Regions from separate parts of the Homo sapiens genome. Here all the other regions are linked to region 1. The links are chromatin loops, found by intact Hi-C in ENCODE. Cell type or tissue: mammary epithelial cell. All regions are shown on one strand. Region 1 holds the start of LOC124900622 (a long non-coding RNA gene). Region 2 holds the start of MUC12-AS1 (MUC12 antisense RNA 1). Region 3 has its middle 7.9 kb from the start of TRIM56. Region 4 overlaps MUC17 (mucin 17, cell surface associated). Region 5 overlaps MUC17 (mucin 17, cell surface associated). Region 6 holds the start of ACHE (acetylcholinesterase (Yt blood group)). Region 7 overlaps SERPINE1 (serpin family E member 1).

Region 1 (4,000 bases):
ATCACCTGAAAGCAGTTCAAGACCAGCCTGGGCAACATAGTGAGAACCCATCCCTACAACAGTAAAAATAGTAATAATAATAATAATAATAAAATGATTAGCCAGGCATGGTAGTGCACACCTGTAGTCCCTGATACTTGGGAGGCTGAGGAGAAAGGATCACTTTAGCCCAGGAGTTGGAGGCTGCAGTGAGCTACAATGATACCACTGCACTCCAGCCTGGGTGACAGCAAGACTTTGTCTCTATAAAACACACAGAGAGAGGAAGTCAATCATGTCAGTCATTCCTTGTCCTGCCTTCCCAGGCAGACCAAGTCAGGAATGCTGGCAGCCCCTTCTGAAAAGGATGCACGTGGCATCCCAACTCATGACCTCTGCTCCCTTCCCCCTTCTGGTGCACTTTGGGTTGCTTCTGGAGGTGCCCCTCCAAGGACCCATATGTTCCTGGCTGGGGCACTCTCTAAGGCTGTGGACCCCTCAGGAATGGCAGCATCGTGGTGGACTACCTGGTCCTGCTGGAGATGCCCTTCAGCCCCCAGCTGGAGAGCGAGTATGAGCAGGTGAAGACCACGCTGAAGGAGGGGCTGCAGAACGCCAGCCAGGATGTGAACAGCTGCCAGGACTCCCAGAGTGAGCCCAGGCTGGAGGGAGGGGCCAGGGCCTGAGGTGTCACCCCAGCCCACTCCAGCTCAGCCAGGGGGCCACTGGGCTCAGGTGCCAGCCCTGTGGTACCTCTGGCAGGTTGGGAGAAGGGGAATAAGTCCACACACAACGGTGTCAAGGGTGGGGCTAGGGAGGGTCTCCCCGTGACCTCGGTACTGGGAAAGAGACCCCCTGATTGTCATGGTCAGCATTTCCCGGATGGCTGAAGACCTCGGATTATTCAGGGGAGATGAGGCAGGCAACAGGAGTCTTCGCCTGTGGCTCTCTCCGTCTGGGAGAGGGCTCTCCCAGACGGAGAGAGCCCTCACTGCCCTCCCTGTGCCTATCCTGCCTCCTGGCGCTAACCCCTTGACCTTAACCCCTTGATCTGCCCCGCCCATTCCATCTGTGCCTGTGTTTCCGCAGCCCTGTGTTTTAAGCCTGACTCCATCAAGGTGAACAACAACAGCAAGACAGAGCTGACCCCGGCAGGTAAGGGTGGGGTAAAGGGCTGAGTGGTCTCCCGCGGCTATGATCCGGGCTACCAGGGACATTTGCCCATTGAAGCCTGTGGGCAGGGAGAGACCTTTGGGGGAGGCAAGTCATGTGGCCCAGGGCGGCCCTTCCTGGCGCTGGTTAGTGGCTTCCACCTGAGGACAGCAGGGGCCACGAGGAGAGGGTGAGGGTGCTGCGGGTGGCCTCCCCTCATCGAATCCCAGGGTCTACCCCACAGCATCCCACCTCGGAAATGGAATCCTCCTCGCGCATATTCAGAGGCACCGTTATCAGGCCCCTGAATAGAATGGATGAGGTCCTTGTCTCTGTGCATCCCCCTCCCCAACCCCCAGCCATCTGCCGCCGCGCCGCTCCCACGGGCTATGAAGAGTTCTACTTCCCCTTGGTGGAGGCCACCCGGCTCCGCTGTGTCACCAAATGCACGTCGGGGGTGGACAACGCCATCGACTGTCACCAGGGCCAGTGCGTTCTGGAGACGAGCGGTCCCACGTGTCGGTAAGGCCCCGCTCACCATCGGCATCAGCCGAGCCCCTCCCACTCATTCTAGGATGAAGCCCTGCCCCATGCTCCGCCCCGGCTCCGCGCCCTGGGCCTACAGTGGAGCCTCGTCCCCAGAGTGCCGCTCCAAGCCCATCCCCGTTGCCCTACAGTGGAGCCCTGCCCTGGAGCTCTGCTCCTTTGATGGGGTTGAGTCCTGTCCCCTAATTCTGGGAGAGAACCCCGCCCACTCATTCTAGGGTGGGGCCCCGCCTCCTCGTTCTAGGGTTGAACCCCGCCCCCTCCTTCTAGGGTGGAGCCCTGCCCACTTGATCTAAGGTGGAATCCCGCCCCCTCACCTAGGGTAGAGCCCCGGCCCCTCGTTCTAGGGTGGATTCCCAGCCCCTTGTCTAGGGTGGAACCCCCCGCTGCCCTAGGCTGGAGCCCCGCCCCCTCACCCGCCCCCGCGGGGCCCAGGTGCACGGGTGGACCCCGAGCCCGGAGGTGAAGAGGGTCTGACCCTGCGATCTCCCGCAGCTGCTACTCCACCGACACGCACTGGTTCTCTGGCCCGCGCTGCGAGGTGGCCGTCCACTGGAGGGCGCTGGTCGGGGGCCTGACGGCCGGCGCCGCGCTGCTGGTGCTGCTGCTGCTGGCGCTGGGCGTCCGGGCGGTGCGCTCCGGATGGTGGGGCGGCCAGCGCCGAGGCCGGTGAGCGTGCGGGGGGCGGGGCCGGGGGGCGAGGGCAGCCAAGGGGTCCCAGGCGGGCCGGCTCTGTCTGACCGCGCGGCGGCCCCACCTAGGTCCTGGGACCAGGACAGGAAATGGTTCGAGACCTGGGATGAGGAAGTCGTGGGCACTTTTTCAAACTGGGGTTTCGAGGACGACGGAACAGGTGAGTCCTGCCTCCTGGGGAAGCAGGCAGAGGCTTTCCTGGGCACCACTGCGAGGACAGACGCCCTCCCTGCCTTCCTCGCATTTACTCCGTCCCCCTCTCCCTTCCGTCCCCTCCCTCTCCCCTTCTCTTTCTCCGCTCCTCTCTCTCTCTAGACAAGGATACAAATTTCTATGTGGCCTTGGAGAACGTGGACACCACTATGAAGGTGAGGGGCTAAAGAGGGGGACCCCAAGGAACTCTCCCAGCCTCCATTCCAGAATCCCTCCCCGACCCCCACCAGGGCAGGGAGGGGGCTGGGCTCGGATCAGCAGTGACCTCCCTGTCAGCCCAAACCAGTGGCTCCGCGTTCCCGTCCCTCACTGTGACTCTGACAGGTGCACATCAAGAGACCCGAGATGACCTCGTCCTCAGTGTGAGCCCTGCGGGGCCCCTTCACCACCCCCTCCGCCCTGCCCCGGACACAAGGGTCTGCATTGCGTCCATTTCAAGAGGTGGCCCCAGGACGCGGGCAGCCCAGGCTCCTGCTGTTCTTGGGCAAGATGAGACTGTTCCCCCAAATCCCATCCTTCTCCTTCCAACTTGGCTGAAACCCACCTGGAGACGCAGTTCACGTCCAGGCTCTTCCACTGTGGAATCTTGGGCAAGTCAGTAACGAGCCTCAGTTTCCTCACCTGCAAAACGGGTACAGCATTCCTGTATGATAGCTCACGCCGTTGTTGTGAAAACCACATAGACTTGGTCAATTCTCGGTCCTACTCTGCCCTCCCGTCTCAGCCCTCGTGTTGCCATTGCCTCTCTCGGATCCTCCAATCCTCACGTCCTTCACCTGGTCTCTGGCCCTGGTTCTTATTTTCTCTCAATTCCCTACTGCCTGTTTCTTACTTTGAACCTGGAGGCAGCCTGCAGCCCCATCCCATCTCCTGCCCTCTCCTGATCTAACTCCCTGCTGCATCTCTTGCTCTCATTCCTTAGACGTCCTCCCCTTTTGACCCCGTTCCTTCATCCATCCTGCACCCCAGTCCCCCAGCCCTAAATCCTCCCTCCTCTCCTCACATCCTGGTCCCTAGCAAGGTATAGATAGCCTCTGTGTCTTAGGATACCCAGGTGCTGTTCTCCCCGTCACCCCGTTGCCCAGTTCCCCGTTTCTCTTGCTCTCATTCCTTGTATCTTCTCCCTTCTGAGCCCGTCCATTCATCGGTTCTGCCCCCGACTCCCCCTGACCTAAATACCCCAGCTGCTGTTCCCCCCATCACCCTGCTGCCCAATTCTTTATTCTCCACCCCTTTCTCTCACCCCTGGAGCCCTGCGGGTGGGGGCAGGGCATGAGTTCCCCAGTCCCCAAGGAAAGGCAGCCCCCTCAGTCTCCCTCCTCCTCATTTCCTTCGATCCCCCTCCCTTCTTGCCTCCCCTCTGCCTTTTAAACCCATCCCCTCCGATTCCCCTCCTCCCCCTTCTCTTCCTGGTGTC
Region 2 (4,000 bases), 52 kb after region 1:
GAGAACCAGATCTTGCCCCCAGAGACCAACTCAGTGAGGGCATCCAGTGCACACTCAGCTAAGCGGGGTGATAGGGCCATTCCCAGGGCAGAGGGAGCAGAGGGGTGGACCTGACCCAGCCTGGGTGGGGATAGGGGGTCAGATTAGCCCCCAGGTGAGACTGACTCTTGAATAGGTGAGTAAGCAGGTGTGCTTCCTCCTTCAACACAGTGGGAGCCCAGTAAGCAGGGAGGCCTTATCCCAGTGAGGACAAGGGAAAGGGCACCCCAGGCAGGGGGCACTGCATGAGAAACGCCTGCAGTTGGGAAGGAGCTTGCTTTTGGCGGGGAAGGGAAGGCAGGTCAATCTCACAAAGAAAGAGTGAGGGACGTGAGGTTGGCAGGGCTTTGGGAATGGGGTGGGGGGTTGAGGGGCTTTGGCCGCCCACCTTTTTTTGTGAGACAGAGTCTCACTCTGTCACCCAGGCTGGAGTACAGTGGCACAATCTTGGCTCACTGCAACTTCTGTCTCCCAGGTTCAAGCGATTCTCCTGCCCTCAGCCTCCCTAGTAGCTGTGATTACAGGCATGCCACCACGCGTGGCTAATTTTTGTATTTTTAGTAGAGACTGTAGAGACAGGGTTTCATCATGTTGGCCAGGCTGGTCTCGAACTCCAGACCTTAGGTGATCCGCCCGCCTTGGCCTCCCAAAGTGCTGGGATTACAGGCGTGAACCACCATGCCCGGTCACATTTTGAATTTTTTTTACTCAAAAGGCCATTCAGGGAGCACTAAAGCAGGGAGACCAGGTGGAGGAAGTGAGGCTGAGGGGGTGGGGGGAGGGAGAGGAGACGCAGCCTGGTGGAGATGAGGCTGAGTGGGTGGGAGAGGGAGAGGGAGTGAGGGAGGATTTCCGGGATTGTCCGAGCTGACCCTTGGGCCCCGAAGGATGGGGGAGAAGCAGCCGGTGGAGCACACTGAGTTGGGGGGCTGGTGGGTGCTGAGGAGGAGGCTGCAAGGCTCGTGCCTGTCTGAATCTCCGGGAGGGGTCTGCAGCCTGAACCACGTACTGGAATAGAGGTTTGTCCATTCATCGGGGAGAATGCAGAGTGAGAAGTGAGGAGGGTGAAAGGAGAACCCCCCCCCAGGAGCCCCCGTAGAAGGACAGGTAGGGCATGAGGACCCCGATCTAGGAGGACGCAGGAAAAGAGGGGTCAGAGGTGCAGGGAGAGCCCCGGAGTCCAGAGAGTGAGTGGTTCTGCGGGACCAGGAAGTAAGTGATCGCTGTGCTCCGGGAGGATGCTGGAAGAAGATTCCAGACGCAGCTTTTTTGCCTGCTATGGTTACCGTTGCTATGAAGGAGGGCGGCCCTGCTGACCCAGAGCCAGCCCTGTCTCCCGCTCCACTCTGACCTCACCCCTGAGTCCAGGGCTGAACGCACGCTCCTCCGTGGCCCCCGCTTCCACCCCGTGCATGTGGGGGGCTTCTGCTCCGCTCCCTCCTGTTCCGGGGTCCAGCGGGCGGCTCCCCAGGCAGGCTCTGCACTTACCCGCAGCCCAGTGATGCAGGGTCGGAGGGGTGGTCGGCAGTGGGAAAGGGCGTAGGGCAGATGCCGGGCTGACTCTTCCTTTTGCCAGAGGAAATCCCCTCTGCCCCCTAGTCCTCCCCCTACCAAGGCTCCCATCACTCATCACGGCCTCTCCCTACAGACCAGAATCTGAGGGAGAGCAGATTCGGCCTTGAGAACGCCTACAACAACTTCCGGCCCACCCTGGAGACTGTTGACTCTGGCACAGAGGTGACTCAGCTGCGAGCTGCCCCCACCCCCTGAGGCTGCTCCACTTCCTCTGGGGTTCCCTCTTCCCCCGGGACTCCCTTCTCCCCCTGGGACTCCCTTCTCCCCCTGGGACTCCCTCCCTTCCCCCTGGGACCCCTTCCCTTTCCCTTCCCCCTGGGACTCCCTTCCTCCCCCTGGGACCCCTTCCTTTCCCCCTGGGACTCCCTCCCTCCCCCTGGGACCCCTTCCCTTCCCCCTGGGACTCCCTCCCTCCCCCTGGGACCCCTTCCCTTCCCCCTGGGATTCCCTCCCTCCCCCTGGGACCCCTTCCCTTCCCCCTGGGACTCCCTCCCTCCCCCTGGGACCCCTTCCCTTCCCCCTGGGACTCCCTCCCTCCCCCTGGGACCCCTTCCCTTCCCCCTGGGACTCCCTCCCTCCCCCTGGGACCCCTCCCTTCCCCCCTGGATTCCCTCCCTCCCCCTGGGACCCCTTCCCCTTCCCCCTGGGACTCCCTCCCCTCCCCCTGGGACCCCTTCCCTTCCCCCTGGGACTCCCTCCCTCCCCCTGGGACCCCTTCCCTTCCCCCGGGACTCCCTCCCTTCCCCCGGGACTCCCTCCTCCCCCAGGACTCCCTCCTCTCCTTAGGACTCCCTCCCTCTCCCTGGGACACTCTCCCTACCCCTGGGACTCCCTTCTCCCCCTAGGACTCCCTCCCTTCTCCTGGGACTCCCTCCTCCCCCAGGACTCCCTCCTCACCCTGGGGCCACCCCTTCCCCTGGGACTCCCCCCTCCCCCGCCACTCCCTCCTCTCCCTAGGACTCCCTCCCTCCCCCTGGGACTCCCTCCCTCCCCCTGGGGTTCCCTCCTCCCCGCCAGGGCTCCCTCTTCCTCCTGGGGCTCCCCCTTTCCCGGGTCTGCCCCTTGGCCTCACCTCTTCTCTCCCGTCCCCCAGCTCCACATCCAGAGGCCGGAGATGGTAGCATCCACTGTGTGAGCCAACGGGGGCCTCCCACCCTCATCTAGCTCTGTTCAGGAGAGCTGCAAACACAGAGCCCACCACAAGCCTCCGGGGCGGGTCAAGAGGAGACCGAAGTCAGGCCCTGAAGCCGGTCCTGCTCTGAGCTGACAGACTTGGCCAGTCCCCTGCCTGTGCTCCTGCTGGGGAAGGCTGGGGGCTGTAAGCCTCTCCATCCGGGAGCTTCCAGACTCCCAGAAGCCTCGGCACCCCTGTCTCCTCCTGGGTGGCTCCCCACTCTGGAATTTCCCTACCAATAAAAGCAAATCTGAAAGCTCAGAATGAGAAGTGAGAGGTTTCCTTCTCCTCCTTCTGCAGTTGGGGTCAGGTTAGGGGTCAGAGCCCTCCTGGGATGGGATTTCTCCCAGGACTGGCTGCTGAATGGGGCATGGAACGAATGCTCTGGGCCCCTTCCTGTGTCTTTGCAGGGAGCCCCCTCCCCGGCTCCAGTCAGGACAGGTCTAGGCCTGCCTCTGCTGAGGTCCCTGTGGCAGAAAAGCCTAATGTCAGGTTCTGGGGACAGGAGAGGACCTCAGATTCAACCCCAGTTGGCCAGGGAGTGAGCACTTGGCTCTGCTGAGCTTGCACAAGGCAGGGTCACTCCAGATGGCCATGGGAGCTGTGCTTACCTCGGAACCCACAGACCAAACCCAAGAACTCCCTGCCCAGGCATGGCCATGTCTTCAGGGCATACTCATAGGACAATAAGAAGGGTTATTTTATTTATTTATTTTTGCCGAGACAGAGTCTTGCTCTGTTGCCCAGGCTGGAGTACGGAGGCACGATCTTGGCTCTCTGCAACCTCCGCCTCCCAGGTTCAAGCGATTCTCCTGCCTCAGCCTCCTGAGTAGCTGGGATTACAGGCGCCCGCCACCAAGTCTGGCTGATTTTTGTATTTTTAGTAGAGATGGTGTTTCATCATGTTGGCCAGGTTGGTCTCAAACTCCTCATCTCAAGTGATCTTCCCGCGTCAGCCTCCCAAAGTGCTGGGATTACAGGTGTGAGCCACCATACCCGGCCAATAAGAAGGGTTAGAAAAGAGACAAAGGGGGTGTCCCTGCTAGGGGTTAGGGTCAAATGCAGGTGGTACCCTCCTCCTTTCCCAGCTCAGGCCCAGTCCCTCTTGCCCATCTCCCACCACCCTCGGTCGGGGGATCTCATCAGTTCCCCCCTGGCTCCTACAGGCCCTCTGGGCTGCCCCTCTGTTGGGGTGATAAAGCTGATAACCCT
Region 3 (4,000 bases), 110 kb after region 1:
GAGAGGAGGTCTAAACGCATGCTGATGTTTAGGGTCAGGATGGTAGAAGAACCCAGAGAAGGAATAGCCAGGGGGTAGGAAGAGAACCAACGGAGATGAGAGGCCAAGATACCAAGAGAAGAGAGTTTCAAGGAGGAAGCGACTTCCTCTGTCAAATACTACAGTTGAGTAAGAGGAGCACAGACAATGGGGAGGTGATTGATGACCTTGTCCAGAACAGCTTCCCTGGAGTGTTGAAAACAAGAGCCTGTCTGGAGTGGGTCCCAGAGAAAAAGGAGAACAAAGGCAGACATTGTTCACTGGTAGGGGCATGCAAGGTCAAGCAGGGAACTGGCTTTCTTGTGTTGTTGTTGTTGTTTTTTTAATTTTTATTTATTTTTGAGATGGAGTCTCACTCTGTCGCCCAGGCTGGAGTGCAGTGGAGCGATCTCGGCTCACTGCAATCTCTATCTCCCGGGCTCAAGCGATTCTCCTGCCTCAGCCTCCTGAGTAGCTGGGATTACAGGTGCCGGCCACCACGCCCAGCTAATTTTTGTATTTTTAGTAGAGATGGGGTTTCACCATTTTGGCCAGGCTGGTCTCGAACTCCTGACCTTGTGATCCCCTCACCTCGGCCTCCCAGAGTGCTGGGATTACAGGCGTGAGCCACTGCACCCGGCCTCTTGTGTTTTTAAGATGGGAAATAGGCTAGGCACTGTGTCTCTACTGTGACCCCAGCACTTTGAGAGGCCAAGGCGGGAGGATCACTTGAGGCCAGGAGTTTGAGACCAGCCTGGGCAACACAGTGAGACCCCCCCCCATCTCTACAAAAGATAAAATAGCCGGGTGCAGTGGCTCACTCCTGTAATCCCAGCACTTTGGACTTTGGGAGGCTGAGGCGAGTGGATTGCCTGAGCTCAGGAGTTTGAGATCAGCCTGGGGAACACGGTGAAACCCTGTCTTTACTAAAAATACAAAAAATTAGCTAGCTGTGGCAGCATGTGCCTGTAATCCCAGCTACTCGGGAGGCTGAAGTGAGAAAATCGCTTGAGCCTGGGAGTTCAAGCCTGCAGTGAGCTATGGTCACAGCACTGCACTGCAGCCTGGGTGACAGAGCAAGACCCTGTCTCTAAAAACAAAAACAAAAACAAGAACAAAAGATGGAAAATATGCTAAAAGGATCTAGTGGCAAAAGGAAATCTCAGTAACACTGACTCTGTCTTTACTTAAAATTGTGATATTATGTTTATTATGGATGTCTTGTAATTTTATTTTTTAAGTATTGCATTGAAATATTAATTATTAACATATCCACAAAAAATGTATGCTGATTAGTAACATTTTTGGTGCTTCTTTAGATGTTATATCTGAGACCCTGGTGGAAGGAGTAGTAAAAGGAGAAAATGGAATCTTTGAGGGAGTTTTCCTGGTATAAACAGGAACTGGAGGCCAGGCACTGTGGCTCATGCCTGTAATCCCAGCACTTTGGGAGGCTGAGATGGGCGGATCACCTGAGGTCAGGAGTTCAAGACCAGCCTGGCCAACATGGTGAAACCCCATCTCTGCTAAAAAATACAACAATTAGCCAAGTGTGGTGGCGGGCGCCTGTAATCCCAGCTACTCAGGAGGCTGAGGCAGGAGATGCATGAACCCAGGAGGTGGAAGTTGCAGTGAGCCGAGATCACGCCACTGCACTCCAGCCTGGGCGACAGAGCAAGACTCCGTCTCACAAAACAGAACAAACAGGAACTGAGGATGGGCCCCTGGGTCTGGCAGCCTAGAAGGGACACATAGGGCCTATGATGATTGGCAGGAGCAACCACAGGCTGACAGGGACCTCCCCAGGCTCTGCCCACTGGTCTATGCACCGTCCCTGCCCTTCTCCAGCTGCCTGGCACAGCTGAACATGCAGGGACATGGTATTGTCATGGGGTCTTATAAGAGCTGCTATGGACACTGATGGGGAGAGTGACCACGCAAGAACAGTCATTCTAGAATTAGTCCACAGAATTGGCTAAGGAGGAAAAGACAAGGAAGGCAGTAGTTGCCGTGGCAACATTATGGTTTACTGGATGAAGGAAAGGTGGTTTTTATGGGTGACTGGGTAATTGACTATCGCCCGGAGCCAGCAGGCAGCGTTAGCAGGGGACAGAGCTCCCTCTAGTGGGCCTGGATGGCAAAGATGGTTCAGAGTGGATGGTGCTGCGGGCACTGGGAGCACAGGTATGCCTAGCAATTGGGGAACAGGCAGAGGAAGAGAAGCCAGCAGGGCAGAGGGGAGGGGGCAGAGGAGGAGGGGGAAGAGGGGGCGTCGACCTAGAGAGGCGTGAGTTTTGAGAAGGAAGTGATCACAGCTTCAAAAGTCAGAGAGGTTTATAGGATAAAAGGTAAAAAGAGGCTACCTGGGCTGCCACACATGTTTCGCTATCACTACACATCTGATCCTGAAGCCTTGGCACTGGGAGAAGAGGGATGGGCCTAGGATTACAATTTTACTTTTTTTTCTTCTTTTCTTTTTTTTTCTTTTTTCTTCTTTTTTCTTTTTCTTTTCTTTTCTTTTCTTTTTTTCTTTTTTTTTTTTTTTTGATGTAGAATCTCACTCTGTCGCCCAGGATGGAGTGCAGTGGCACGATCTCAGCTCACTGCAACCTCCACCTCCCAGGTTCAAGCGATTTTCCTGCCTCAGCCTTCCAAGCAGCTGGATTACAGGCGCCCGCCACCAGGCCTGACTAATTTTTGTATTTTTGTAGAGACAGTGTTTCACCATCTTGGCCAGGCTGGTCTCAAACTCCTGACCTCAAGTAATCCACCTGCCTTGGCCTCTCAAAGTGCTGGATTACAGGCATGAGCCACCACGCCTGGCCTAATATTTTATATTTTAAAATTTGCTTCATTGGGCTATAATTTATATAAACTAAAAACCATCCATTTAAGTATATAGTTCAATGAGTTTTGACAAGTGTACATAGTCGAGTAATTGCCAACACAATCCTGATACAGTACATTATAAAAATAAAGAAATTGACATTGGTCCAATACCATTAACTAGACTACAGATCTTACTCAGATTGCAGTAGTTTTTACATGCACTCATGTGTGTGTGTGCATGTATGTGTGTGTGTGTGTCTGCATAGTTCTATGCAATTTTTAAAAAATATTTTTTATTTTTTTGGCTGGGTGCAGTGGCTCACGCCTGTAATCCCTGAACTTTGGGAGGCCAAGGCTGAGGTCAGGAGTTCAAGACCAGCCTGGCCAACATGGTGAAACTCCATCTCCACTAAAAATACAAAAATTAGCCAGGTGGGCGCCCGTAGTCCCAGCTACTCAAGAGGCTGAGGAAGGAGAATCTCTTGAACCCGGGAGGTGGAGGTTCCAGTGAGCCTAGATCGTGCCACTGTACTCCTATTTCTTTCTTTCTTTTTTTTTTTTTCCTGCTTTCTGGATGATTTCCTTAATTAAAACCTTCCAATTACTATGGCTTCAGGCCAGGTGCAGTGGCTCACACCTGTAATCTCAGCACTTTGGGAGGCCGAGGTGGGCGGATCATGAGGTCAGGAAATCAAGACCAGCCTGGCCAATATGGTGAAACCCCATCTCTACTAAAAATACAAAAATTGGCCAGGCGTGGTGGCACGCGCCTGTATTCCCAGCTACTCGGGAGGCTGGGGCCGAAGAATCTCTTGAACCCAGGACGCAGAGGTTGCAGTGAGCTAAGATTGAGCCACTGCATTCCAGCCTAGGCGACAGAGCGAGACCCTCTCAAACAAACAAAAAACCGTGATGGCAGATTTGAAAGACACAATAGAAGGGTTGGAAGGTTTTAATTAAGGAAGTCATCCAGAAAGCAGGAAAAAAAAAAAAGCCGGGCGCAGTGGCTCATGCCTGTAATCCCAGCACTTTGGAAGGTCGAGGCGGGCGGGTCACCTGAGATCGGGAGTTCGAGACCAGCCTGACCAACATGGAGAAACCCCGTCTCTACTAAAAATACAAAATCAGCTGGGCATGGTGGCACATACCTGTA
Region 4 (4,000 bases), 65 kb after region 1:
GGCACGATCTCAGCTCACTGCAACCTCTGTCTCCCAGGCTCAAGCAATCCTCCTGCCTCAGCCTCCCGAGTAGCTGGGATTATAGGTGCACGCCGCCGCACCCGGCTAATTTTTGTATTTTTAGTAGAGACAGGGTTTCACCATGTTGGCCAGGCTGGTCTTGAACTCCTGACCTCAGGTAATACGCCTGGCTCGGCCTCCCAAAATGCTGAGATTACAGGCGTGAACCACCGTGCCCGACCTCTTTTAGGTTTTTTTTTAGTAAATTTTCTAGCTAAGAATATGTGACTGTACATTGTATTTTCTATTGAAGGACTTCAGTTGTCTGATTAATAAATTAAACTTCCCAAGTACTTAAGAAATTCCATAAATCTAACAAATTAAATGTATATATTTTTAAAACTTTCCCACACATAGATTGTTCTACGGGTCTAATTAAATGTTTACGTGTGTTGAACCTTAAGTTCTCTTAAATGTTTTAACAGTTTACAATCTTAGCAATGTTCTAATGGAAAATCACAAATCTAAATCAACCACTCACTTATATATTTCAAATAGCAATTACAATGTTGGCTTTTTTTTTTTTTTTTGAGTCTTGCCCTGTCACCCAGGCTGGAGTACAGTGGTGTGATCTTGGCTCACTGCAACCTCTGACTCCCAGATTCAAGCAATTCTCCTGCCTCTGGCTCCCAAGTAGTTGGGACTACAGGTGCACATGCCACCATGCCCAGCTAATTTTTGTATTTTTAGTAGAGACAGGGTTTTGCCATGTTGGCCAGGCTGGTCTCGAACTCCTGACCTCGTGATCCACCTGCCTCAGCTTCCCAAAGTGCTGGGATTACAGGCATGAGCCACCACGCCCAGTCAGTTGGCATGTTATTCTAATAGGTCATATTCTATCTTTTAAAAAATATTTATTTATTCATTTTAGAGACAAGGTCTCACTCTGTCACCCAGGCTAGAGTGCAGTGGTGCCATCATAGCTCATTATGAACATGATCTCCTGGGCTCAAGTGATCCTCCTGCCTCAGCCTCCTGGGTAGCTGGGACTACAGGCATGTGCCACCATCCCCAGCTAATTTTTATAAAATTTTGTAGAGACAGGGTCTCACTCTGTCACCTAGGCTGGAGTGCAGTAGTGCAATCATAGCTCACTGTAGCCTTGACCTCCTGGGCTCAAGCGATCCTCTCCCCCCAGCCTCCAAAGTGCTGGAACTACGGGCACATGCCACCTGCACAATTTGACATTGCTGGACCTCCTCCAGGCTGGGGAGCAAATCCCCTGTACCATCTTCTTGCTTTACTTTCTGGGGCAGGGTCCTGATGGCTGATTTCTAACTAAAATCAGCAGGCTGGTTCAGGGGCCAGGGACTTTCCAGGGCAGGGAGTAGAGACTCAGAGTCTTCAAGAGAATGAAGGAAGATCATGGCTCTGGGATACTAACTCCCCTTTGTCTCTTTCAGACCTCAGTGTGAACAGGGCTGTGTGGGATGGAGGAGGGTGCATCTCCCAAGGGGACGTCTTGAACCGTCAGTGCCAGCAGCTGTCTCAGCACGTTAGGACAGGTAAGGCAACAGACTCCAAGATCTATCTGGGAAGGTGGCTCACCTGCGAAAGGGCTAGAGCGACCCCTGCCAGGCTGGTGAAGCTGCCATATTTTACAGTGTGTGACGGCTTGAGATCTGGGGCCAGGAATTACAAGGCAGATGTGGAATCACCCAGGCAGGGACTGTGGAGGAAAGGGGTCGAGTTCAATTCCTAACTGCATAGAAGGGAAGGCAGGAGAGACTAACACACTGGAGAAACTAATTCCACTTCTTCCTGAAAACGGATGACATCCCTTATCTGAACACATTTTCAGTAAAAAGCCCAACTACAACAATCACTCCTGACATACAGAACCCTAAGAAACTTCTAAACAAAATATCATTGTATCTTAAACAGGTTCTGCGGCAAACACCGCCACAGGTACAACATCTACAAATGTCGTGGAGCCAAGAATGTATTTGAGTTGCAGCACCAACCCTGAGATGACCTCGATTGAGTCCAGTGTGACTTCAGACACTCCTGGTGTCTCCAGTACCAGGATGACACCAACAGAATCCAGAACAACTTCAGAATCTACCAGTGACAGCACCACACTTTTCCCCAGTTCTACTGAAGACACTTCATCTCCTACAACTCCTGAAGGCACCGACGTGCCCATGTCAACACCAAGTGAAGAAAGCATTTCATCAACAATGGCTTTTGTCAGCACTGCACCTCTTCCCAGTTTTGAGGCCTACACATCTTTAACATATAAGGTTGATATGAGCACACCTCTGACCACTTCTACTCAGGCAAGTTCATCTCCTACTACTCCTGAAAGCACCACCATACCCAAATCAACTAACAGTGAAGGAAGCACTCCATTAACAAGTATGCCTGCCAGCACCATGAAGGTGGCCAGTTCAGAGGCTATCACCCTTTTGACAACTCCTGTTGAAATCAGCACACCTGTGACCATTTCTGCTCAAGCCAGTTCATCTCCTACAACTGCTGAAGGTCCCAGCCTGTCAAACTCAGCTCCTAGTGGAGGAAGCACTCCATTAACAAGAATGCCTCTCAGCGTGATGCTGGTGGTCAGTTCTGAGGCTAGCACCCTTTCAACAACTCCTGCTGCCACCAACATTCCTGTGATCACTTCTACTGAAGCCAGTTCATCTCCTACAACGGCTGAAGGCACCAGCATACCAACCTCAACTTATACTGAAGGAAGCACTCCATTAACAAGTACGCCTGCCAGCACCATGCCGGTTGCCACTTCTGAAATGAGCACACTTTCAATAACTCCTGTTGACACCAGCACACTTGTGACCACTTCTACTGAACCCAGTTCACTTCCTACAACTGCTGAAGCTACCAGCATGCTAACCTCAACTCTTAGTGAAGGAAGCACTCCATTAACAAATATGCCTGTCAGCACCATATTGGTGGCCAGTTCTGAGGCTAGCACCACTTCAACAATTCCTGTTGACTCCAAAACTTTTGTGACCACTGCTAGTGAAGCCAGCTCATCTCCCACAACTGCTGAAGATACCAGCATTGCAACCTCAACTCCTAGTGAAGGAAGCACTCCATTAACAAGTATGCCTGTCAGCACCACTCCAGTGGCCAGTTCTGAGGCTAGCAACCTTTCAACAACTCCTGTTGACTCCAAAACTCAGGTGACCACTTCTACTGAAGCCAGTTCATCTCCTCCAACTGCTGAAGTTAACAGCATGCCAACCTCAACTCCTAGTGAAGGAAGCACTCCATTAACAAGTATGTCTGTCAGCACCATGCCGGTGGCCAGTTCTGAGGCTAGCACCCTTTCAACAACTCCTGTTGACACCAGCACACCTGTGACCACTTCTAGTGAAGCCAGTTCATCTTCTACAACTCCTGAAGGTACCAGCATACCAACCTCAACTCCTAGTGAAGGAAGCACTCCATTAACAAACATGCCTGTCAGCACCAGGCTGGTGGTCAGTTCTGAGGCTAGCACCACTTCAACAACTCCTGCTGACTCCAACACTTTTGTGACCACTTCTAGTGAAGCTAGTTCATCTTCTACAACTGCTGAAGGTACCAGCATGCCAACCTCAACTTACAGTGAAAGAGGCACTACAATAACAAGTATGTCTGTCAGCACCACACTGGTGGCCAGTTCTGAGGCTAGCACCCTTTCAACAACTCCTGTTGACTCCAACACTCCTGTGACCACTTCAACTGAAGCCACTTCATCTTCTACAACTGCGGAAGGTACCAGCATGCCAACCTCAACTTATACTGAAGGAAGCACTCCATTAACAAGTATGCCTGTCAACACCACACTGGTGGCCAGTTCTGAGGCTAGCACCCTTTCAACAACTCCTGTTGACACCAGCACACCTGTGACCACTTCAACTGAAGCCAGTTCCTCTCCTACAACTGCTGATGGTGCCAGTATGCCAACCTCAACTCCTAGTGAAGGAAGCAC
Region 5 (4,000 bases), 94 kb after region 1:
GAGTAAGACCCTGTCTCAAAAAAATAATAAAAAATAAAAATAATTAAACAGAACACTTCCTATCCCAATCCTCCTTATGCTTCCAGAATCCCAAATTCCTCATGGGCTGAGCCCTCACTTGGTTTTATCTCTCTTTTCAGATCCGAATTCAGAGGCCTCAGGTAATGACGACATCATTTTAAGGCATGGAGCTGAGAAGTCTGGGAGTGAGGAGATCCCAGTCCGGCTAAGCTTGGTGGAGCATTTTCCCATTGAGAGCCTTCCATGGGAACTCAATGTTCCCATTGTAAGTACAGGAAACAAGCCCTGTACTTACCAAGGAGAAAGAGGAGAGACAGCAGTGCTGGGAGATTCTCAAATAGAAACCCGTGGACGCTCCAATGGGCTTGTCATGATATCAGGCTAGGCTTTCCTGCTCATTTTTCAAAGACGCTCCAGATTTGAGGGTACTCTGACTGCAACATCTTTCACCCCATTGATCGCCAGGATTGATTTGGTTGATCTGGCTGAGCAGGCGGGTGTCCCCGTCCTCCCTCACTGCCCCATATGTGTCCCTCCTAAAGCTGCATGCTCAGTTGAAGAGGACGAGAGGACGACCTTCTCTGATAGAGGAGGACCACGCTTCAGTCAAAGGCATACAAGTATCTATCTGGACTTCCCTGCTAGCACTTCCAAACAAGCTCAGAGATGTTCCTCCCCTCATCTGCCCGGGTTCAGTACCATGGACAGCGCCCTCGACCCGCTGTTTACAACCATGACCCCTTGGACACTGGACTGCATGCACTTTACATATCACAAAATGCTCTCATAAGAATTATTGCATACCATCTTCATGAAAAACACCTGTATTTAAATATAGAGCATTTACCTTTTGGTATATAAGATTGTGGGTATTTTTTAAGTTCTTATTGTTATGAGTTCTGATTTTTTCCTTAGTAAATATTATAATATATATTTGTAGTAACTAAAAATAATAAAGCAATTTTATTACAATTTTCATGGTTCCCAGATCTTTCCTCCTGTTTCCCATAGCTCCTGTTTCTAACCTCCCAGACTCTCTCTCTCTCCTCCAGAACATAAAATCGGATGCTTTTGGGGTTCAAGACAACAAGAGAGAGATTTGCAGTGGAAAGAGGACCATTCCTTGAACTCCACTGACACCATTTGCTGGTGTCCAAGAGGCAAGGCAGACAGACAGACAGACACACACACACATATACACATACACACAGAGGGGGGGGGGGGAGAGAGAGAGAGAGAGAGAGAGAGAGAGAGAGAGAGAGAGAGACTCACTTCCTACCAAAGAAAACCAAATTTTGCAAGCTCTCCTTCTGAAAACGGGCTTTTATTTCTTTCCATACATCTAAAGAGATAGAGACCTGGGTTCTATTTCAAGCTTTCTCGTGAATTCCTTGGGTTAAATCTGGGAAAAATCTATTTGGACTCAGTCTTGCCTTCTGCCGAATAAGGACTAGGTTATTTCTAAAGCCTCTTTCATCGCTGTCCTTCTTAATATTCCTAGGACGCTTTTTAATAATTATTGTTATTCCAGCCATGCCGCTCAGGATTCATTGTATTCTTGAAAGTCTGTCCCACCCGCCACCCGCTTCAAAGCCTAACCTGAGACAGAACCTGGACTCTGCTTCCCCCTACTGGACACTCTGAGCACCTGCAGGCACCATGCCGTTTCTCAGCGGTCCCCTTCTGGCCTCTCCTGTGACAAAAATATTCCGTTACACTTGATCATTTCCATATTTGCCATCAAAATTCTGTTTCTTTTCTTTTCCTTTTTTTGAAACAAAGTCTCACTCTTTCGCAAAGGCCAAAGCACAGTGGTGTGATCACTGCTCACTGCAACCTTGAGCTCCTGGGCTCAAGAATTCCTCCAGCCTCAGCCTCCCAAGTAACTGAGACCACAGATGCCGGCCACCACGCCCGGCTAATTTTTAATTTTTTCGTAGAGACGGGGTTTCGCTGTATTGTCCAGGCTGGTCTTGAATTCCTAGGCTCAAACGATCCAACCACTTCTGTCTCCCAAAATGCTGGGATTCCAGGCATGAGCCACTATGCCCGGCCTTTTTTTTTTTTTTTAATTTTGAAAATTTGCAAATCTACAGGGAAGTTAAAACAATAAAGTTAAAAAAGTGAACCCTACCTGGGCGTGGTGGCTCACGCCTGTAATCCCAGCACTTTGGGAGGCCGAGGCAGGCGGATCACCTGAGGTCAGGAGTTCAAGACCAGCCTGGCCAACATGGTAAAACCCTGACTCTATTAAAAATACAAAAACTAGCCGGGAATGGTGGCGCATGCCTGTAATCCCACTTACTTAGGAGGCTGAGGCAGGAGAATGGCTTGAACCTGGGAGGCGGAGGTTGCAGTGAGCGGAGATCGTACCACTGCATTCCAGCCTGGGTGACAGAGAGAGTCTGTCTTAAAAAAAAAAAAAAATTACACATATATATGTATATATAACAGTGAACCCCATATAACCTTCACCTGGAGTTATCAGTTGTTAACGTTGTGTCCTATTTGCTCTAAAGTGGTATGTATTTTTTCGAATTAAGCAAAATTGGAAATTAAAAATTAGAAAAGTTACAAATAAAAAATTACCACGAACCTGACCTTTTTTTTTTTAATTTTAGACTCAAGGGGTACATGTGCAGGTTTGTTTCAAAGGTATATTGTGTGGTGCTGAGGCTTAGAGTATGAATAAATCTGTCACACAGGTAGTGAGCATAGTACCCAATAGGTAGTTTTTCTCTTTTTTTCTTTTCTTCTTTTTTTTTTTTTTTTTTTGAGACCGAGACTCGCGGTCACCCAGGCTGGAGCGCAGTGGCACAATCTCAGCTCACTGCAACCTCTGCCTCCCGGGTTCAAGTGGTTCTCCTGCCTCAGCCTCCCGAGTAGCTGGGATTACAGGCGTGCACCACCTTGCCTGGTTAATTTTTATATTTTTAGTAGAGACGGAGTTTTGCCATGTTAGCCAGGCTGGTCTGGAATGCCTGACCTCAAGTGATCTGCCTGCCTTGGCGTCCCAAAATGCTGAGATTACAGGCATGAGCCACCACACCCGGCCCCAATAGGTATTTTTCCGACCCTTGACCCCCTCCCTCCTTCTCTGATTTTGGGGTCCCCAGTGTCAGCTGTTCCCATATTTGCGTCCATGTACACTCAATGTTTAGCACTCACTTATAAGCAAGAACATGCGGTATTTGGTTCTCTGTCTTTGTGTTAATTCATTTAGGATAATGGCCTCTAGTTGCATCCACGTTGCTGCAAAGGACGATTTCATTGTTTTATTTATGGCTGCATAGTATTCCATGGTGTACATGTACCACATTTTCTTTACCCAATCCACCATTGATGGGCACCTAGGTTGATTCCATGTCTTTGTTACTGTGAATAGTGCTGCAATAAACGTACAGGTGCAGGTGTGTTGGGGGTAGAATAGTTTATTTTTCCTTGGAGTACATACCCAGTAATGAACAATCCTCAGTTCCCAAAACTGAGCTGAATTCATACATCTTCACTTTCAGACCTGCCTCCTGCCTCCCATAGGCATCTGTGGCCATGGGAGCGGGGACTTAACAGGGCTACAGACCCCACATCCCATCTGGAACTGAAATCTCAGCACCTTCCCACTCTCTCATCCTATCTGTGAAACGGAGAGGCAGGACAGAGCACCCAGACCCATAGGCTGCCCAGGTCCACTCTTGGTGAGCCATTTACTACCTGCGTGAGCTTGGGAAAGTAACTTCTTCTCTCTGAACCTCTGCTCCCTCAGCTGTAAAAACAAAAAACAAAAAACAAACAAACAAAAAAAACACAACAACAACAACAAAACTGAGTAGCTGGGCGTGGTGACTCACATCTGTAATCTCAGCACTTTGGGAGGCTGAGGCCGGTGGATCACCTGAGGTCAGGAGTTTGAGACCAGCCTGGCCAACATGGTGAATTCCCGTCTCTACTAAAAATAGGAAAATTAGCCAGGTGTGGTGGC
Region 6 (4,000 bases), 68 kb before region 1:
GGGAGCGCACGGTGCCCCGGACCCGGGCCTTAAGGAGAGTCCCGGGCGGGGAGGGAGACTCACCTGAGGCGGCCGAGCCGGGCCGGGCCGGGCCGCGCCGGGAGCTGGAGGCGGCCGATGTTCCCCGGCGCAGGCTGAGCCGACTCTGACAGCCGCCGCCTCCGGCCCCCCGCACACACCCCCTCCGGGCCTCACAGCGCCCCCGCCCGCCCCCGCCCACTGTCTCCGCCCCCGCCCCTCCCCGCTCTCCCGGGTGGCCACCTCCCCTCTCTCTCCCTCCCTTGGAGCCGAGACCCGGAGACCCCGGGGCCCAGACGCACTCCAGTGCCAGACGCCGACCGACGACAGAGCGCAGTGACAGACGCGACCCAAAGACCTGCAGCGGCGGAGTAGACACCCACGTGACAGACAGACGGACAGAAGCCCGTGGAGACAGACACGCGCAGACGGACGACCTCATGCAGTGACAGGCACAGACAAACGCAGGGACGACTTTCACAGACGGACGGACACACTTGGACACCCTGTCGGTCTCGCTCGAGGCTGGTGAAGTTAGCGCAAGGCCAAGGGGTCATGCATCCCCGGCCACGACACAGACGGGTGGCATGGGAGGAGAGGCATGTGGGAGTGTGGCAGAGTACCGTCCCCTTAGGGGTCCAGGTGGCACGGGTGCAGAAAAGGTGACGTGGGACACTCCTGGGGATGAAAGGACACCTGTGGGAATGGAGATGTAAAATGGGATCGCTAGTGGAAATGAGGTGGGAGGGCATGGAGACAGGAGACCCCTGGGGGAGGAAGGGGTGACTTGGGACACCTGAGAAGGCAGGACAGCGTGGTAGCACGCGCAAGGCTGCTGGGCGAGGCCGCACTCCGCGGCGGCAGTGGAAACTTCTGGAACCCCCGCGGGTGGGTCTGTGCTGGTTCCCTGACGGGTGACTTCGGACTTTCGTCACCAGGGTCCGGTCGGGGCATGACATCACCAGGCCTAGCATTCATTGGCCACGCGGCTGGCAGGTGGGAGCGGCCTGGCTCGGGCGCCCCCAGCCTGCTCCGAGGGGCCTGACCCGCGCAGATTGCCCCCCGCCCCGCCCTCCAGGAGTTCACCCGTGTGGACAGGGCTGCTGCAGCGGGGTCCCCACGACCGAGGTGCATGCGGCAATACCGCGCGGCGCCTGCTTCCTGGAGGCGGCCGGCTCAGGAGCCCCCGAGACCCCGCGTGGGAGAGCGGCCGGCGCAGGCCAGCGTCGGGCGTGCGTGCGCGCGCGCGGCGGTGCGGGGCGCGGCGTGGGGTGGGCGCGTGCGCACACGCTCGCTCTAACCGCCGCGCGCCCCGCAGCGCCCCGCAGCGCCTCGGGCACGCGGGCGCCGCCGCCAGGGACCGCGGGCACCGGGTTGCGGGGCCTCGCAGGGGTTGAATCCGGAGTCTTGCCAGTCCCTGGGCCGCGCGGTTCCCGGCTCTCCAAGCTGGGCGGGCCCCACGCCCGCTCGCCCCACGGGAACCGGGTCCCGCAGGCACGGTCACCCGCGCTCCGCTCGCTGGAGACGGCCGCCAGGTGGCGCAAAAAGCAGCCACTCGGGCCTCGGAGACTGGGCTGGGTTGGGGGTGTTGGGGAGGTGAACCCCTCGCCATCTGTGCCCACTGTCTCCGGCTTTCCCCGCCCCAATCTCAGGCAACCCCAAATCCCCTGCCTGGACACCGAGGCTCCTTGTATCCGGCCTTCAGCGTTCTGGCCGCACTAGTTGAAGGCTCCTCACTGGCCAGACCATGTGCCCTAGTTGAGATCCCTGAAGAGCAGATGTAAGGGCTGTGCATGGGGGAGGGGACAGGAGGGTGGATGGTGGGTGTTGCTGCGGGGGGAATGAATCTGAGGCAGGTTTCTAAGCGTGGTAATTATGAATTATTAAAATGATGGGGCCGCGTGTGGCCCCTAGTGCGGTGCCTGTAATCCCAGCACTCTGGGAGGCCGAGACAGGAGGATCGCTTCAGTCCAGGAGTTGGAGACTAGCCTGGGCAACATAGCGAGACTCCCTTCTCCGCAAAAAAATAAAATGATGGAAACAAACTGTGAACGAGTGCTCTGAGGCCTGCCCCAGTCCTGAGGCTTTAGGGATTTTTGGCCCTGCTAGTGATGAAGGCTTGCCCCTGTCACCCTCCAGACGAACTGTGCCACGCAGGTGTCACCTAACCTCTGTCGTCACGAGTTTCTAGGCCTGTACAATGAAGATAGGGAGGGCAGGGATAGTTTATCACCAGGGTTATCATTTCCTGGAACTATCCCTCTTTTCACCTTGAGCTCTCAGCAACCGTTGTCAACACAGGCACCTAACCTGTCAAGCCAGGAGGCGTTTCCCTACATAGTCTAGCATAGTAAACTCCCCACCCTCCACAGCTGTCACTGCAGGGATGTCCTTGATTTTTCCCATTTCTTCTCTCACCATTTCTGTTTATCCAGGAATGAGCCTTGCTTCTACTACCAGTTCTGCCAATTCAGAGAATTTCCCTACCCCTCTTTTATCTCTGTCTCCCACCTTGGAAGGAAGCGCCATTTTTTTTTTTTAGACAGAGTCTCGCTCTGTCGCCCAGGCTAGAGTGTAGAGATGATGCCATCTCAGCTCGCTGCAACCTCTGCCTCCTGGGCTCAAGGATTCTCCTTTCCCAGCCTCCTGAGTAGCTGGGACTAGAGGCGCCTGCCACCACACCTGGCTAATTTTTGTATATTTAGCAGAGGTGGGGTTTCACCATGTTGGCCAGGCTGGTCTCGAACTCCTGACCTCAGGTGATCCTCCTGCCTCAGCCTCCCAAAGTGTTGGGATTACAGGCATGAGCTGCCATGCCTGGCAGGGAACCCCACTTCTATTACAGACCTTGATCCACATCTTCTAACACAAAAGATTCTTATTTCCTCTATTTATTGGTTAATATTCAATTCAGCTGTATGAGACCAAAAACCAAATAATGGCTTTAACAAGATATAATAGAGGCCGGGCATGGTGGCTCATGCCTGTTGTAATCCCAGTATTTTGGGAGGCTGAGGCAGGCAGATCACCTGAGGTTGGGAGTTCAAGACCAGCCTGACCAACATGGAGAAACCCTGTCTCTACTAAAAATACAAAAAAATTAGCTGGGCATGGTGGCCCATGCTTGTAATCCCAGCTACTCAGGAGGCTGAGGCAGGAGAATCGCTTGAACCCAGGAGGTGGAGGGTGCAGTGAGCGGAAATCATGCCATTGTACTCCAGCCTGGGCAACAAGAGCGAAACTCTGTCTCAAAAAAAAAAAAAAATAATAGAAATGTATTTCTTGGGCCAGGTGCAGTGACTGTCGTCCCAGAACTTTGGGAGGACAAGGAGAGAGGATCACTTGAGGCCAGGAGTATGAGGCCAGCATGGCCAATGTGGTGAGACCCTGTCTCTACAAAAAATAAAAATAATTAGCTGGGTGTGGTGGTGCATACTTATAGTTCTAGCTACTTGGGAGGCTGAGGCAGGAGGATCACTTGAGGCCAGGAGTTTGAGACCAGCCTGGGCAACATGGTAAAACCTTGTCTGTACTAAAAATACAAAAATTAGCTTGGTATGGTGGTGCGTGCGTGTACTCCTAGCTACTTGGGAGGCTGAGGCACAAGAATTGCTTGAACCTGGGAGGCGGAGATTGCAGTGGGCCAAGATCTCGCCACTGCACTCCAGCTTGGGTGACAGAGGGAGACTCTGTCTTAAAAAAAAAAAAAAAGAGACCTAGAAATGAGTCTTGCAGGGTTGGCATGGTGCCCTCAATGTCAGGGTCCAGGCTTCTTTACACGGAACCCTGTTGCTCCTTGCACAGTATCTTGTTACTGCACCATCTTCAGCATGTGACTTCTACCGCATGGCATAGAATGGCTGCTGGAACATCAGCCATCACATCTACATTCCAGCCAGCAGGAAGGAGGAGGGGCTGAAGAACAGTATCTCCTATTTATTTATTTATTTGACAGAGTCTCACTCTGTCGCCCCAGGCTGGA
Region 7 (4,000 bases), 170 kb after region 1:
GTAATCCCAGCGCTTTGGGGGACCAAGGCAGGTGGATCACTTGAGGTCAGGAATTCGAGACCAGCCTGGGCAACATGGCAAAACCCTATCTCTACTAAAAATACAAAAATTAGGCAGGCGTGGTGGCATGTGCCTGTAGTCCCAGCTACTTGGGAGGCTGAGGCAGGAGAATCACTTGAATCCAGGAGGCAGAGGTTGCAGTGAGCCGAGATCACGCTGCTGCACTCCAGCCTGGGCAATAGAGCATGACTCTGAAGAAAAGAAAGAAAGAAAGAGAGAGAGAGAGAAAAGAAAGAAAGAAAGAAAGAAAGAAAGAAAGAAAGAAAGAAAGAAAGAAAGAAAGAAAGAGAAAGAAAGAGAAGAAAAGAAAAGAAAGAGCTTATCAATAAGCCCTTAAAGGATTTAGATAAATGTGTGTAAGGGAAGAGCTGATCCATTGCTACCAAGCTCCTGGAGGAAACCAGGTCTCAGAGGATGTCCCTAAACTTTTAAGGTTCATATTCAGGAAAACAAACAACTTCCAGCTGGGCTTAGTGGCTCACACCTGTAATCCCAGCACTTTGGGAGGCCGAGGCAGGAGGATCGCTTGAGCCCAGGAATTTGAGACCAGCCTGGGCAATATAATGAGACTGTGTCTCTACAAAAATTAGAAAAAAATTAGCCAGGCATGGTGGCATGCACCTGTAGCCCCAGTTACTTGGGAGACTGAGGTGGGAGGATCACTTGAGCCCATGAGTTCAAGGCTGCAGTGAGCCATGAAGGTGCCACTGCACTCCCACCTGGGCGACAGAGGGAGACCCTGTCTCTAAGAAAAACGGCGGGGGTGGGGGTGGTGCCAGTGCCAGCATCCCTCTGTTCTAAGACATTGTCCCTTCTCTTGCAGCTGTCATAGTCTCAGCCCGCATGGCCCCCGAGGAGATCATCATGGACAGACCCTTCCTCTTTGTGGTCCGGCACAACCCCACAGGTGAGCCTGGAACCCATCACGTTCCACATCCTCCCACCCATTCTTTCTCTCAGGAACTAGTCCCGACAGATGCAGACATCCCTCTATCCCTGAGAGGGCTCTGGGCAGGGAACCCATAACCCTACCCTGCTTCCTGTCCCAAGAGGAGGCTACCTTCTATCACCCACAGACAGTGCCGGGTCCCCGCTCTGTGACTCAGGCAGCTGCGACTCCAGACAGCTCACTCATCTGCCTAGATCTCAGTCCTTCCACCCACATCCAGCCTGATGAGCTGTCCCACTCCTTCTGCTTCTCAACCCCCATGGTTCTTCCACCCTCAGGAACAGTCCTTTTCATGGGCCAAGTGATGGAACCCTGACCCTGGGGAAAGACGCCTTCATCTGGGACAAAACTGGAGATGCATCGGGAAAGAAGAAACTCCGAAGAAAAGAATTTTAGTGTTAATGACTCTTTCTGAAGGAAGAGAAGACATTTGCCTTTTGTTAAAAGATGGTAAACCAGATCTGTCTCCAAGACCTTGGCCTCTCCTTGGAGGACCTTTAGGTCAAACTCCCTAGTCTCCACCTGAGACCCTGGGAGAGAAGTTTGAAGCACAACTCCCTTAAGGTCTCCAAACCAGACGGTGACGCCTGCGGGACCATCTGGGGCACCTGCTTCCACCCGTCTCTCTGCCCACTCGGGTCTGCAGACCTGGTTCCCACTGAGGCCCTTTGCAGGATGGAACTACGGGGCTTACAGGAGCTTTTGTGTGCCTGGTAGAAACTATTTCTGTTCCAGTCACATTGCCATCACTCTTGTACTGCCTGCCACCGCGGAGGAGGCTGGTGACAGGCCAAAGGCCAGTGGAAGAAACACCCTTTCATCTCAGAGTCCACTGTGGCACTGGCCACCCCTCCCCAGTACAGGGGTGCTGCAGGTGGCAGAGTGAATGTCCCCCATCATGTGGCCCAACTCTCCTGGCCTGGCCATCTCCCTCCCCAGAAACAGTGTGCATGGGTTATTTTGGAGTGTAGGTGACTTGTTTACTCATTGAAGCAGATTTCTGCTTCCTTTTATTTTTATAGGAATAGAGGAAGAAATGTCAGATGCGTGCCCAGCTCTTCACCCCCCAATCTCTTGGTGGGGAGGGGTGTACCTAAATATTTATCATATCCTTGCCCTTGAGTGCTTGTTAGAGAGAAAGAGAACTACTAAGGAAAATAATATTATTTAAACTCGCTCCTAGTGTTTCTTTGTGGTCTGTGTCACCGTATCTCAGGAAGTCCAGCCACTTGACTGGCACACACCCCTCCGGACATCCAGCGTGACGGAGCCCACACTGCCACCTTGTGGCCGCCTGAGACCCTCGCGCCCCCCGCGCCCCTCTTTTTCCCCTTGATGGAAATTGACCATACAATTTCATCCTCCTTCAGGGGATCAAAAGGACGGAGTGGGGGGACAGAGACTCAGATGAGGACAGAGTGGTTTCCAATGTGTTCAATAGATTTAGGAGCAGAAATGCAAGGGGCTGCATGACCTACCAGGACAGAACTTTCCCCAATTACAGGGTGACTCACAGCCGCATTGGTGACTCACTTCAATGTGTCATTTCCGGCTGCTGTGTGTGAGCAGTGGACACGTGAGGGGGGGGTGGGTGAGAGAGACAGGCAGCTCGGATTCAACTACCTTAGATAATATTTCTGAAAACCTACCAGCCAGAGGGTAGGGCACAAAGATGGATGTAATGCACTTTGGGAGGCCAAGGCGGGAGGATTGCTTGAGCCCAGGAGTTCAAGACCAGCCTGGGCAACATACCAAGACCCCCGTCTCTTTAAAAATATATATATTTTAAATATACTTAAATATATATTTCTAATATCTTTAAATATATATATATATTTTAAAGACCAATTTATGGGAGAATTGCACACAGATGTGAAATGAATGTAATCTAATAGAAGCCTAATCAGCCCACCATGTTCTCCACTGAAAAATCCTCTTTCTTTGGGGTTTTTCTTTCTTTCTTTTTTGATTTTGCACTGGACGGTGACGTCAGCCATGTACAGGATCCACAGGGGTGGTGTCAAATGCTATTGAAATTGTGTTGAATTGTATGCTTTTTCACTTTTGATAAATAAACATGTAAAAATGTTTCAAAAAAATAATAAAATAAATAAATACGAAGAATATGTCAGGACAGTCACTGCCTTCACCTTCTCCATTTCACACCGGTGGTACAAGAAATCAGAAGCCTAGGCCAGGTGTGGTGGTTCATGCCTGTAATCCCAGCACTTTGGGAAGCCGAGGTGGGTGGATCACCTAAGGTCAGGAGTTTGAGACCAGCCTGGACAACATGGTGAAACCCCGTCTCTACTAAAAATACAAAAATTAGCCGGGCGTGGTGGCTGGCGCCTGTAATCCCAGCTACTCGGGAGGCTGAGGCAGGAGAATCACTTGAAGCCAGGAGGCAGAGGTTGCAGTGAGCTGAGATTGCATCACTGAACTCCAGGCTGGGTGGCAGAGCGAGACTCCCTCTCAAAAAACAACAACTACAAAGACAACAACAAACCCAGAATCAAAATCCTGTTGGTCCATAGACCTCATGGGTGGAAGAGACCTTCCTACATCCAGGTTGGCCCAACATGGGGGAGTCCATGAAATGGTCACCTCAGCTCTGCCACAAGCCCCAAGGATAAGTTGATTCTGCCCCTGGGAATCATCCTCAAAAAGGAAAAAAATGTTCCCCTGCCATAAACTTTCCACTTATGCAGATGGGCCTGCTCGTAAGTCACTGTCACTGTGGGTTCCCAACTCTGTTCATGACACTTCCTTCCAGCACCAAATGCTTCCCACCCCTCTACTCCCACTCCCCATTCTTCAAACCCAGCTCAAGTTCCAGTTCCTCCACCTAGGACTTCCCATGGATCCAGCCAATATCACTCTCAGGTCCGGCGCAGTGGCCCACGCCTGTAATCTCAGCACTTTGGGAGGCCGGGGCAGGAAGATTGCTTGAGGCCAGGAGTTTCAGACCAGCCTGGACAACATAGTGAGACT

What was found. Hi-C counts contacts between places; a loop is a spot of excess contacts. Peaks named below come from ENCODE experiments on the same cell type or tissue, not always from the same donor. Only the 100,000 strongest peaks of a DNase experiment are listed, where the experiment ranks them.
Region 2: it touches region 1 in a loop (3-fold over the local background); 5 of 110 quality-filtered maps call a loop at or near these places.
Region 3: a loop joins it to region 1, with 6 times the contacts of the local background. A loop is called at or near these places in 14 of 110 quality-filtered maps.
Region 4: a loop joins it to region 1, with 5 times the contacts of the local background. A loop is called at or near these places in 4 of 110 quality-filtered maps.
Region 5: a loop joins it to region 1, with 12 times the contacts of the local background. A loop is called at or near these places in 60 of 110 quality-filtered maps.
Region 6: it touches region 1 in a loop (7-fold over the local background); 17 of 110 quality-filtered maps call a loop at or near these places.
Region 7: a loop joins it to region 1, with 5 times the contacts of the local background. A loop is called at or near these places in 3 of 110 quality-filtered maps.

Annotation. Positions count from the first base shown.
Region 1 is chr7:100,964,214-100,968,213 of GRCh38, forward strand. It overlaps MUC3A (mucin 3A, cell surface associated), which reads left to right. Exons shown (of 12, transcript NM_005960.2): 6 at 482-630; 7 at 1,069-1,134; 8 at 1,491-1,653; 9 at 2,173-2,346; 10 at 2,439-2,530; 11 at 2,686-2,738; 12 at 2,908-4,000. The coding sequence ends at 2,949. LOC124900622 (a long non-coding RNA gene) reads right to left here and starts at 594. Exons shown (of 3, transcript XR_007060456.1): 1 at 507-594; 2 at 1-53. RefSeq lists silencers at 2,002-2,141, 2,162-2,371. In mammary epithelial cell, a CTCF peak has its summit at 2,216 (motif pointing right); DNase peaks (open chromatin) are centred at 1,898 and 2,218; H3K4me3 peaks cover 621 bases; H3K27me3 peaks cover 1,409 bases.
Region 2 is chr7:101,015,888-101,019,887 of GRCh38, forward strand. It overlaps MUC12 (mucin 12, cell surface associated), which reads left to right. Exons shown (of 12, transcript NM_001164462.2): 11 at 1,688-1,776; 12 at 2,708-3,049. The coding sequence ends at 2,749. MUC12-AS1 (MUC12 antisense RNA 1) reads right to left here and starts at 1,721. Exons shown (of 3, transcript NR_120520.1): 1 at 1,528-1,721. RefSeq lists enhancers at 1-52, 1,485-1,534, 1,605-1,754, 2,945-3,094 and a silencer at 2,601-2,895. In mammary epithelial cell, no CTCF peak of the experiment used is centred here; DNase peaks (open chromatin) are centred at 1,304 and 1,754; H3K4me3 peaks cover 345 bases; H3K27ac peaks cover 1,124 bases.
Region 3 is chr7:101,075,629-101,079,628 of GRCh38, forward strand. No RefSeq gene overlaps it. Among named protein-coding and RNA genes, the nearest start is that of TRIM56, 7.9 kb to the right of the region's middle. In mammary epithelial cell, a CTCF peak has its summit at 2,137 (motif pointing left); a DNase peak (open chromatin) is centred at 2,103.
Region 4 is chr7:101,029,657-101,033,656 of GRCh38, forward strand. It overlaps MUC17 (mucin 17, cell surface associated), which reads left to right. Exons shown (of 13, transcript NM_001040105.2): 2 at 1,464-1,565; 3 at 1,945-4,000. Among named protein-coding and RNA genes, the nearest start is that of MUC17, 12 kb to the left of the region's middle. In mammary epithelial cell, a CTCF peak has its summit at 1,624; no DNase peak of the experiment used is centred here.
Region 5 is chr7:101,057,863-101,061,862 of GRCh38, forward strand. MUC17 (mucin 17, cell surface associated) reads left to right here. Exons shown (of 13, transcript NM_001040105.2): 13 at 141-997. The coding sequence ends at 182. It also overlaps the pseudogene RN7SKP54. Among named protein-coding and RNA genes, the nearest start is that of TRIM56, 26 kb to the right of the region's middle. In mammary epithelial cell, a CTCF peak has its summit at 1,651 (motif pointing left); no DNase peak of the experiment used is centred here.
Region 6 is chr7:100,895,739-100,899,738 of GRCh38, forward strand. It overlaps ACHE (acetylcholinesterase (Yt blood group)), which reads right to left and starts at 150. Exons shown (of 5, transcript NM_000665.5): 1 at 64-150. RefSeq lists an enhancer at 1-587 and silencers at 52-201, 1,424-1,503. In mammary epithelial cell, a CTCF peak has its summit at 1,565 (motif pointing right); no DNase peak of the experiment used is centred here; H3K4me3 peaks cover 114 bases; H3K27me3 peaks cover 1,122 bases.
Region 7 is chr7:101,136,118-101,140,117 of GRCh38, forward strand. SERPINE1 (serpin family E member 1) reads left to right here. Exons shown (of 9, transcript NM_000602.5): 8 at 884-967; 9 at 1,288-3,130. The coding sequence ends at 1,325. Among named protein-coding and RNA genes, the nearest start is that of SERPINE1, 11 kb to the left of the region's middle. RefSeq lists an enhancer at 1,995-2,770. In mammary epithelial cell, a CTCF peak has its summit at 2,294 (motif pointing left); a DNase peak (open chromatin) is centred at 2,544; H3K27ac peaks cover 2,542 bases.